3 separate regions of the Homo sapiens genome follow, and regions 1 and 2 are each linked to region 3. A link is a contact called in ENCODE Hi-C or POLR2A ChIA-PET data. All regions are on one chromosome and are shown on one strand. Each heading gives the region's core, a stretch centred on a gene start or an enhancer-like site at or near the end of the contact. The rest is flanking DNA. Distances are from core to core; before and after follow the strand shown.

Region 1 (3,347 bases), core at 815-3,314, 75 kb before region 3:
AGCACCCAAGGCAAGCAAACAGGCAAATGTGGGTGTATGGGTGTCGACCTCTCCAGGTTCTAAGTGAGGCCCCATCCCTGGAATCTCACACAGCCAGCCTCCTGGCCGGGCCATTCCTGGGTAGCAAGCCCTCCCTTGGCAGACCCTGCAGCAGGCGATGGGAACTGGGAGCAGAAGGAGAACAGCCTCCACCTCAGAGAAGCCCAAACTCAATGAAGAGGCAGGACTGGTGAGCGGCACACACTGGGAAGGGATGCACAGCGAGGCATCGGGGCCGCATGTGCTGATGGTCAGGCTGTGCTGGGCACTCTGCCAAGCACGTGGGGAAAATATCATCTCATTTAATGTGTATCACTGCCCTGAAGCTCTCAAGTTTATTACTAGACCCATTTCATAAATGGGGACTCTGAGTCTAAGTGACTTGGATGAATGGCGCAGAAAGCCACGGCAAATCTCCCTGTCTCTGAGGAGCGGCCCCAAGGCTCCAGGCCTCGGGTGTTTCTCTTGCTCATAAACCCCACTCCCCAAGCTGCGACAATCAGATTTTTCAGGGTCTCAAGCAGAGTGTTGATCTGTACATTTTGAAGTTCCAAAGGAACTGGAAGCTCCCTGTAGACAGGCAGGCAAGAGAAGAAAAGGAAAGCTGTCGCCAAGACCCCACCACATGCGGGAGCTTTCCATTAGCAGGACTGTCCTCAGAACAAGTGTGAGCAGAGATGCATGTCACCAATGCACTCGTGTGGCAGCTGAGGCTCAGGGAGGCAGGTATGTGTCCAGTGTCACAGCTAGGAAGCAGCAGAGGGCAGGGAAGGCCTGTACCCTTTCCATGTCACCCCATGGGGTGGGGTGGCTATGTCTCCCTCGGGGTCACCCCCTCCCCCAGGGCACCTCACTGAAGTGTTGAGGGCAGACCCAAGATGGCTGCTTGAGATGAGCCGAGGAAAATGTCTTCGGCTTCACCAGACACAGGAGGAGCTTCATAGCTCAAGGGATGACCCTGGCCTGTGGTCACTGTTTCCTACAAAGCCCAGAACAGCCCCGTGTGCATGAAGCAGGTCAGTAGCCACATGGAGCTATCAGCCAGCAGAGGGCTCAGGGTGGAGCCAGGGATGGGAAAGGAAGTGGGTGTGGGCACGGGGAGAGTCAACAGGAAATGCACTGGGGACGCCATGGGGCTGGCTGAGGCCTCACCACCCCCAGACTTCTGCATTCTTGGTTCTTCCTAGGATGCTGAAAATCTGCTTGGCCCTGCAGGGCACAATGGCACACCCTGCCTCCTCCAGAAAACCCTCTCTCTGAGAACACTGCAGCAGCCAAGCTTCTGGGAGGAAACCAAGACACATCGAGGATCCAAGGCTCTGGGAGCGTCTGTTGGAAAACCCCACGCTCAAGACCACAGGCCTGGGCACGGCAGAGGGCCAAGCCTTGGGCAGGAAACCTCCAGGATGGAGAGGGACAGATGGGCAGTGGGTGCCTCCAGCCCAGTGTGCCTGGTGCCCACGAGCCTGCAGTCTCCATGGAGGGGAAGGTCTGGGAAGCTGGGGTAGGATGGGCTGCGGCCTGCTGTGTCCTGGCCTGGCTCTCCACCACCTGCCATAACATCATCACACATCTCCCCGCTCCTTGGGAGCCTCCCCCATCTGTAAAATGGCAATAATGACCTCGTCCTGCCTGCCTCATAGGAATGCCATGAGACCTCAAGAATAATTGCCATGGGGCTTCACGAGGGAGAACCCACTAGAAATGCAACAGCAGAGCCCTCCACCATGCCCTCACAATGGGCCAGGCATGGTGCGTGCACCAACAAGCCCCTAAAGGTGCTCTTTTTTGCTTTGCAGATGAGCAAACAGGCTCAGAAAGGTTAAGTAACTTGCCCAAGGTCCTACAGATGAAACAGAACTCAGAGCTAGTCCACCTGTCCCGCCTGTTCGGGGCTCCTTTTGCTGCTAAGGGGTCTGGCCGGGATTAGCAATTGTGGGAAGCCGCCCTGAGAAGAGAAAGCACCGTCCCAGCCCTTAACGAATGTGCAGCGTCACTGGAGAGACTGGTGGTGGAAAGTGCTTGCCACAACAAGCGAGCCACTTGCGGGAGACAGGATGAAACTGGTGGGGGATGAGAGCTGTATCCTACTGACTTGCAGAAGCAGCTGCAGGCCTGCTGGGCAGACTGCCAAAGGCAGGCAACAGCAGCAGTGGAAGGCCAGGTCTGGTCACTGCCCCATCATCAGCTAACTTTCTAAGTGACCCAGGGCAAAGGACTGCAACTCTCTAGGCCTGTTTCACCAGGTACATAATGACAGGTCCCTTCCAGTTCTGAAACGTATAGGCTCCAGCTAGAACCTTCTGCACCTACCTCTTCAACCTCTAACCTGGGAGTAAGGAAACCAGCCTGGATTATTTCGAAGTTTCCATGTCTTCCAAGAAAAAATATTGTTGTCTCAGTAGATGGCAGCAAACTAACCCTGGCAGAGGCCTTCCTGCTATTGTTGGACCAGCTTGGCACCCTCTGACCACCCATCTGACCAAGCAGAATGGAGGATGGGGTAGAGAGGGTGCTACAGGGCAGGCTGGCCCAGGCAACAAAGCCATGGTGGGAAAGAGAAACAGCAGGCCTGGCCGGCCCCACCTCCAGGCAAGTCAGCAGCTGTTTCTCCCAACATGTCTGCCCTCCGTCGCATAACACAAGGTATTGCCAAAATCCCAGCCACTGCAAGGATGTGGACAATGCCTGTTCTAAACGAGCTTCCAGACCAAGCCTCAGTCTGCTTTCTCACAGCTGGATAAAGGCCGCCTTCCATGCAGAGTGTCCCCCTGTAAGATGGAGGGCTTACTGCCAGAGAGCTGCCCTACCCAGAACTCAGGCTGGCGGTGTCCCTGGTCTCCCTCACACACTGGGAAGTGTGCACTTGATTCTTTGTACTCCTTCAGACCCCAAAAGCAACCAAATATACATAAGTCCCCAAAAGCAACCAAATATACGTAAGTCCCCATAAGCAACCAAATATACATAAGTCCCAGGAAACGCGCCATTCATTTTAAGTCCATGGTGCCTTTAGGAAGACACTACTGTTCCCATTTTTTAGATAAGAACTCTGCGGCCCAGGGCAGTCACTTGCCCAGGCCCTCTCCTCGCAGGCTCACTCCCTCTGCACTTTGCCTGCAGATTTCCAGCCATCTACTAGATATTTCTAGCAGTAAAACTAACGTCATAACAAGACAAGCTGGCGACAGGTACAGATGACATAATTATCGATCAGATGACTTATCTCCCTAATGGAGCTGGGATATTCTTAGTAATATAATTAAGTATAGGATAATTTTACAATACTGTAGGCTGTGCCCTGCTCC
Region 2 (3,291 bases), core at 648-3,147, 68 kb after region 3:
CAAATGATTCCCCTGCCTCGGCCTCCCAAGTAGCTGGGACTACAGGCGCGCGCCACCATGCCTGGCTAATTTTTTGTCTAATTTTCGTAGAGACAGGGTTTCACCATGTCGGCCAGGATGGTCTCTATCTCCTGACCTCGTGATCTGCCTGCCTCGGCCTCCCAAAGTGCTGGGATTACAGGCGTAAGCCACCGCGCCCGGCGAATATATACGTATTTTTTTAAACACACACACATATACATATAATCTTCTAGATTATAACTTGATTCTTTTCCTAACTCACCAGATTTCACCTGTATCTCCATATTCTCGGAAAGTTTGCAGTTCTCTCTCATAGACAGCATCCCAACTATGTAAACAATGAAATGCAAAGCAAGACTCTTGAATTAAACTGTATTATGAATTAAATGTATGTTTCTAATACATTACAGAGCTATTTATGACAGAGGTTTAAACATCACTAGTGTTATTAATAAATACACATAGTTCAATCTTTTAACGTCCTTGAGTTAAAAGAAGGAAATACATGGGCAAGCAGAATACGTTTATACTGTACATGTAAAGCATTTAGGACAATATCTGATGCACAACAATAAGTTTTAGCCTAAAAAAACACAAAGACATTTGTCCACGTATCCCTAAGTCCCTGACCCAAGTTCAAAACTTGATGAAACAAGCACATCTGGTCTCAAGTGTGCAGGCACACAGTCTCTTTCCTGTGCTATTTGTCTCTGCCTATTCCAGTCTTCTAGCCCTCCGTTTAAATTTTCTCTGGACGCTTTTCTTCTTTTTTTGAGACGGAGTCACGCTCTGTCACCAGGCTGGAGTGCAGTGGCGCGATCTCGGCTCACTGCAACCTCCGCCTCCCGGGTTCAAGCGATTCTCCTGCCTCAGCCTCCCGAGTAGCTGGGACTACAGGTGTGCGCCACCACACCCCGCTAATTTTTGTATTTTTAGTAGAGACGGGGTTTCACCATGTTGGTCAGGCTGGTCTCGATCTCCTGACCTTGTGCTCCGCCCGCCTCGGCCTCCCAAAGTGCTGGGATTACAGGCGTAAGCCACCACGCACCCGGCCCTCTGAATCCTTTTCATTTGCCGTCTCTTTTCCTACAATGATTCTCTAGAATCCCTGCTCCCTCTCATCCCGCCAATTTACCTCTCCCCAACTGTTCCCTGCAGCCATTCATCCACCCACATTAATTCATTTAATAATTCCTGAGCGTCTGTTTGAGGTCAGATCGCTTTCTTTCACCCCAAGATCCCCCACTATCTCCCCGCTCCCGCCTCGGGTCATCCGCTATTCCCACCCCACTTCCAGCTCCCACATCCCTCCCCTCCTACTCAGCCTTTTCGGCTCCCAGGCCCAGCACTTCTCCCTCGGTCTCTCACTCTCGCCGACCAGCCCTATTCGCCAGCCTCGCCCTCTCCCCCTTTCCCCCAAGCCTGGCCCTCAGGTTCGAGACTCCCAAAAGGCCTCCCAGGAGCCAAAGCCTGTCCCGCACCCACAAGCCCCTTGGGCTCCAATCCCTTGAAACGTCGGTTAACCGCGTAGGGCGACCCCTAGGGATTCCACTCTTTGAAATCCCCGTAAGCCCCCCGCCAGGTGGCCCTGCTCCCGTCACGCCCCCGAGGGTCTCCCTGTCCCTGAGCCCCGGGTCTCCACCCCGCCGTCCCCTTCTCGGGGCCCAGGCAGGGCGGCACGGCTCATCCTCCCCTGCCCAGCGTCACACTCACTGCTCGCGGGTCCCCAGCGCCGACGGGACGAAACCGTCCTCCCCGGGACTGCCCTTGTCCGACCGCGCCGCCACCGCAGCGCCACCGCCGCCGTCAGCGCCCGAGCTCATTTCGCTCCACGTCCTGGACGGCCGTTGGGGCCGCCATAGAGACGGGGCACAGGCAGAGCGGACGAGCGGACCGGCGCCTCTAGGCGGCGGGAGGCCGCCCTCTCGACTGCTCCAGCCCCCGCGCTGGGGCTGGGATGGGGACGCGACGCCCTCTGCTCTACCCCCGGCTCCCTGCGCCGGCGGGGACCGTGCGCTCTCCCCACAGCGTTAGTGGCATCCCCTTCGTCGAGGTCCAAGAGCGGCTGTATTTGGGGACTGCTGTTCGTGAGGGACCATTAGAGGTATTGCATTTTGGAAAACGGCTGGCTTCCGCACCGTGGACACCTAAAGCCGACGCCGCTCTACCCAAACGCAGAAATCACTTCACCTCTCCACTGCGTGCGCCTGTCTGCGAAGCGGGTGCGAGCGTCCATCCAGTTATTTGGCTCCTTGGCAAGAGGCCAACTTCGTTTCTGGCTAAGATTCTGACTTGAAAACCGCGTTCTGGCCTCTTGTGACTTGATGTCACCGGTAGACGTGGAAATTTATGTCCAGGGAAAGGAATGCCCTGCAACTCTCCACAATACGCCAAACACGGGGATCAGTGTGTTGTGGAAGAAAGACTGCTAAGTGAGAGGATGCCCGGATAAGCCTCAGCTCTGCCTCGACCCAGGCACCTGGCCTTGCTTAAGTTTGTTTTGTTTTGTTTTGTTTTGTTTTGTTTTTTGAGACGAAGTTTCGCTCTTGTCGCCCAGGCTGGAGTGCAATGCAATGGCGCGATCTCGGCTCACCGCAACCTCCGCCTCCCGGGTTCAAGCGATTCTCCTGCCTCAACTTCCCGAGTAACTGGATTACAGGCGGGCGCCACCACGCCAGGCTAATTTTGTTTTGTTTTGTTTTTTAGACGTAGTCTCGCTCTGTCGCCCAGGCTGGAGTGCAGTGGCTCGATCTCGGCTCGCTGCAAGCTCCGCCTCCCGGGCTCACGCCATTCTCCTGCCTAAGCCTCCGGAGTAGCTGGGACTACAGGCGCCCACCACCACGCCCGGATAATTTTTTGTATTTTTTTTAGTGGAGACGGTGTTTCACCGTGTTAGCCAGGATGGTCTCGATCTCCTGACCTCGTGATCCACCCGCCTCGGCCTCCCAAAGTGCTGGGATTACAGGCGTGAGCCACCGCGCCCGGCCTAATTTTGTATTTTTAGTAGAGACGGGGTTCCTTCATGTTGGTCAGGCTGGTCTCGAAGTCCCGACCTCAAGTGATCCTCCCGCCTCAGCCTCCCAAAGTGCAGGGATTACAGGCGTGAGCCACCGCGCCTGGCCTCTTGTCTAAGTCTTAACCTCTGTGTGTTTCCTCCCTGTACCATGTCAGAACTAGACGGTGTCTTTGTTCCACAAAACTGCTCCCAACCCGCGAACCGGAGATTGCATCTGCCTCTGGGTCTGAGTGCCATTGGTAGATCTGCAGTAT
Region 3 (3,424 bases), core at 923-3,422:
CAGACTCTTACTCGCTTCAATTATTAATAAATCAACAAACTACTGACTAGAACTGTGATGTTCACGAGGCCCAAGTCTAGCAAGTGCCGGAGGTGGCATCCACATCCACAAGGCCCCAGCAAACAAGGCTGGCAGAGCCGCACTGCAGGCTTCAGTTCTAGCTGACCTTGTCCTGCAGGGTATGGCCTGAAGGTCACAGTCTGTAAGGGAGTCTCCCCAAGCGACGCCAACCACACCCCTGGGCGAACCTTGCTTCCAGAGACCACACTGGGCCAGGTCTCCTTTTGCAGAGCTTACTTATGGGAGACAGTAAAGGAGTAAGACAGCTTCCTCAAGACTCAGCAGAATCCAACTTAAAGTCACTTGCCTTTCACAAGGGGGAACAAGTCAACCTCTAGAGAGATGAGCGTAAAACATAACCTGCCTGTGTCCTCGTGCGGTTCTATCCTCCTTACTCACTCTCCCTGTGAACACGTGTGTGAGTGCCAAATCAGCCTGCCCTGCAGACTGTCCTACTCATGAGCAAAATAGTACATATCGTATCGTTAGGCACAGCCAAGATGGGAAGTGGCCTAACCGCCTAACAGGAAGGACAGGATAAATACACACTGCAACACCATGCAAAGGACGAAACGCAGCTTTCTAAGAGGCTACGAGAATATGTGGAAGCTTAAAAAATTTTGATCTCATAGAAGTAAAAAGCAGAACAGAGGAGACTAGAGGCTGGGAAGGGTAGGGGGAAGGCGGGGAACAGGAAGAGATTTGTTAAAGGATACAAAATTACAGCCAGATAGAAGGAGTACGTTCTAGTGTTCTATAGCACTGTAGGATGACTAGAGTTAACAATATTATGTAGTTTCAAATAGTTAGAAGAAAGATATTGAACACTCCTGACACAAAGAAATGATAAACGTTTGAGATGTTGGAAATGCTAATCACCCTGAGCCGATCATCATACATTATATGTGTTGCAACATCACTATGTACCCCATAAATAAGTACAATTATGTGTCAATTTAAATTTTAATTTTAAAAATTAAAAAAAAGAAGGCTTTGGGAGCCCAACACATCCAAAGAGGAAACCATCTTCAGGTATAGTGCTAAGTAGAAAAGCAAAGATCAGAACAGTGGGTATATTAAGCTCCCATTTGGGTGAAACTAAATAAATAATTGTGCCAATAATACAGAAGTCCTGGAAGGATACAAAGGAAACTTAACATAAAACCTGTCTTCAGGGAGCGGAAATGGGTAGCCGGGAACAGAGATGAGAGAAGACTCTTCAAGAAATGGCTTTTTGTATGTTTTCAATTTTGAACCAAACGAGATATTGACTTTCACAAGAAATAGGTAATACTTTCTAAAATCAAAAATATAAAAAATACTGTATTTTTATACACACATTTGTGTGTGTATATATCTGCATATTCTTGCACATGCATATGGAATATCTCTGGGAGGACAAACAAGAAAATGACAACAGGAGCTCCCCCCAGGAAGGAGGGAGACGTGTAGCTGGGGACAGGGATGAGGAAACTGCTTTTCACTGCTGAGTTTGTACACATGCATGTACTGCCTATTCTTAAAACATTCTGGAGTTCTCCAAATACCACATGCAGTTTCCTGCCTCCAGACCTCTGCTCATGCTGGTCTCTCAGGCTAGAACTTGCCACCCACTTCCCCTGCTCCCTGCTGCCCTCTCAGCCTCCAGACTCTCTAACCTCATCTTTTAGACTCAGCTCAGGTGTCACCACCTCCAGGAAGACCTCCACACTCCACACTGAGTCAGGTCACGCCCTCTGCCTCTGTGCAGAATGCAGAGCTTGAATCACAGGGCCATGAAATGAACCAGCAAGCTGCCACCCCTACAGACTGTGTGCTTCTGGAGGGCATGAGCCCAGCCTCAGTCCCCTGAGTCCCCAGAACCTGGCACAAAGAGCTGCTCAGGAAATGTCTGCTGAAACAAAGAACACAATCACCACGTTAAGTCAAGTCTCAACATTCTTGGTGCCAGAGATACTGAAATCTGTCTTGCTTGCAGGGGGTTTCCGATAGCTATCAAAATGTTGTTAACACTAATTCAAAGCACAGCACCTCCTGATTCACGGAGGGGCTGGGCTCAAAAGTTTTCTGGGTTCCACAGTAGCAGAGCATAACAGAAAAACACAGTGACCAGCACAAAAACCCCTGTATCTGATCATACTCACACCTCCTCAGGAACCTGAAAACACTCATCAGAGTTTCTGTGGGCGGGAGGGTGGCCAGCAGCCCTCTCACACCCAATCATGGGAAAACTGAGAGCCCAGGGCCCTGCCCTAACAGCTTTGTTTTCTGTGTTCTGCTTTTAGGAGGAAGAGTCTTGCTGCAGTCAGGGCCTGATGTGAGGCGGGCAGCACTTGCAGGGCCGGCCCTGGGCCAGGCAGAGCCTGGACAGCCCAGGCCTCTGCAGGAACCCCAGTGGGACAGGGAGGGCCAAGGTCCTGGGAGCCTCCACAGAGAGCAAAATGGGTCAATGGGAAGATTATATACACATGTGACGCTGCGCTCCTTAGAACAGACTTTTACTCAGAAACAAAAAGTATTTCTAGGTGACTGTAGTTGAACCGGCAAATCTCATGTACTCCCTGTGTTGTGCTTCTCTCTGGGCATTATTTCCTCCCGGTATCAGTCTCGTCCCAAGTCCAACACGCACTAGGCTGGCTGTGCTAGGGACTGAGGGAAGAAGGCAGGTGATACATAACTAAGTTCACGCAAACAGCAAGTGTTCAATTAGGTTTCCCACAAGGCATAGTGTGTCATACGATAATAAATCCACAAGGGCAGAGAAGTGAGCCTGGAATTCCAAGTAGGGAGGTAAAGATCTGGGGAGATTTCCTAGAGGAAGCGGCATGAGTGTTGGGCAGGAGTTCAATGCCAGAGATGGGGTGAGGGTATTCTATTAGGATGCTGCTAAATGACATGTCTGACACTCCAGCAAGCTAGGGGGACGGGGCTGGGAGTGGAGGGCCCCTTCCCAGCTTTTGGTGGAAGGAGCCTCAGGATGCCCAGACAGGTCAGCTGCCACAACATCGGCCAGTGCCAGCGCCAGCGCCCTCACAAGGCCCAGGCAGGGGGAGCTCTGCGCACCGGACAGCCACAAGCCGCCACCCTGCTCTCTGCCTCCCATCACTCTGCTTCTCTCCACCTCTCAGAGGTCTGCCCTCCCAGAGCTGTCCTGCCTGAATAGCAGGCAAACAAGCTGAGCTATGGGGGCGGGGTAGGGGGGCACAGGCTGGTGGTTTACTCAGCTGAACAAAGCCAGGTGACCCAGGGGATTCTAAGAGGTCGTCCCAAACCTCCCTCTTTTGTAAATGGCAGCATAAAGGTAGGAAGCTGCAAAACGGTTATTTCCATCCCCCAATATACCAACAGCCCCAGCCGTGACCCA

What was found. Hi-C counts contacts between places; a loop is a spot of excess contacts on that map. ChIA-PET counts read pairs that join two places held with the same protein, here RNA polymerase II (POLR2A). Pooled maps may share reads with other maps.
Region 1: a map of natural killer cell shows a loop between it and region 3 (4-fold over the local background). The contact joins two enhancer-like sites. A Hi-C loop is called at or near these places in 40 of 168 maps with a recorded cell type or tissue (B cell, CD14-positive monocyte, CD4-positive, alpha-beta T cell and 28 more), 28 of 37 single-sample maps with no recorded cell type and 29 of 50 pooled maps. POLR2A ChIA-PET finds 5 or more read pairs at or near these places in 19 of 52 experiments (CD4-positive, alpha-beta T cell, CD4-positive, alpha-beta memory T cell, CD8-positive, alpha-beta T cell and 13 more).
Region 2: a pooled map shows a loop between it and region 3 (3-fold over the local background). The contact joins the promoter of EEF1AKMT2 here to the enhancer-like site in region 3. A Hi-C loop is called at or near these places in 5 of 37 single-sample maps with no recorded cell type and 11 of 50 pooled maps. POLR2A ChIA-PET finds 5 or more read pairs at or near these places in 12 of 52 experiments (CD4-positive, alpha-beta T cell, CD4-positive, alpha-beta memory T cell, CD8-positive, alpha-beta T cell and 8 more).

What each region holds. Positions count from the first base shown.
Region 1 is chr10:124,646,852-124,650,198 of GRCh38, forward strand. The region is part of intron 4 of FAM53B (family with sequence similarity 53 member B); the gene reads right to left. Among named protein-coding and RNA genes, the nearest start is that of FAM53B-AS1, 56 kb to the right of the region's middle. RefSeq lists enhancers at 929-1,223, 969-1,263, 1,416-2,258, 2,078-2,167 and silencers at 1,969-2,263, 1,997-2,197. Within about 2 kb of position 2,065, at least 32 of the 41 ENCODE cell types and tissues checked have a DNase peak (open chromatin) inside an H3K27ac peak, as active enhancers do; they include B cell, CD14-positive monocyte, CD4-positive, alpha-beta T cell and 11 more, where a contact is called at or near this core.
Region 2 is chr10:124,789,990-124,793,280 of GRCh38, forward strand. It overlaps EEF1AKMT2 (EEF1A lysine methyltransferase 2), which reads right to left and starts at 1,898. Exons shown (of 7, transcript NM_212554.4): 1 at 1,735-1,898; 2 at 284-349. The coding sequence starts at 1,844. RefSeq lists enhancers at 1,850-2,574, 2,202-2,511, 2,575-3,291 and a silencer at 2,012-2,071.
Region 3 is chr10:124,721,304-124,724,727 of GRCh38, forward strand. The region is part of intron 1 of FAM53B (family with sequence similarity 53 member B); the gene reads right to left. Among named protein-coding and RNA genes, the nearest start is that of FAM53B-AS1, 19 kb to the left of the region's middle. RefSeq lists enhancers at 2,356-2,445, 2,496-2,585, 2,855-3,424. Within about 2 kb of position 2,173, at least 30 of the 41 ENCODE cell types and tissues checked have a DNase peak (open chromatin) inside an H3K27ac peak, as active enhancers do; they include B cell, CD14-positive monocyte, CD4-positive, alpha-beta T cell and 11 more, where a contact is called at or near this core.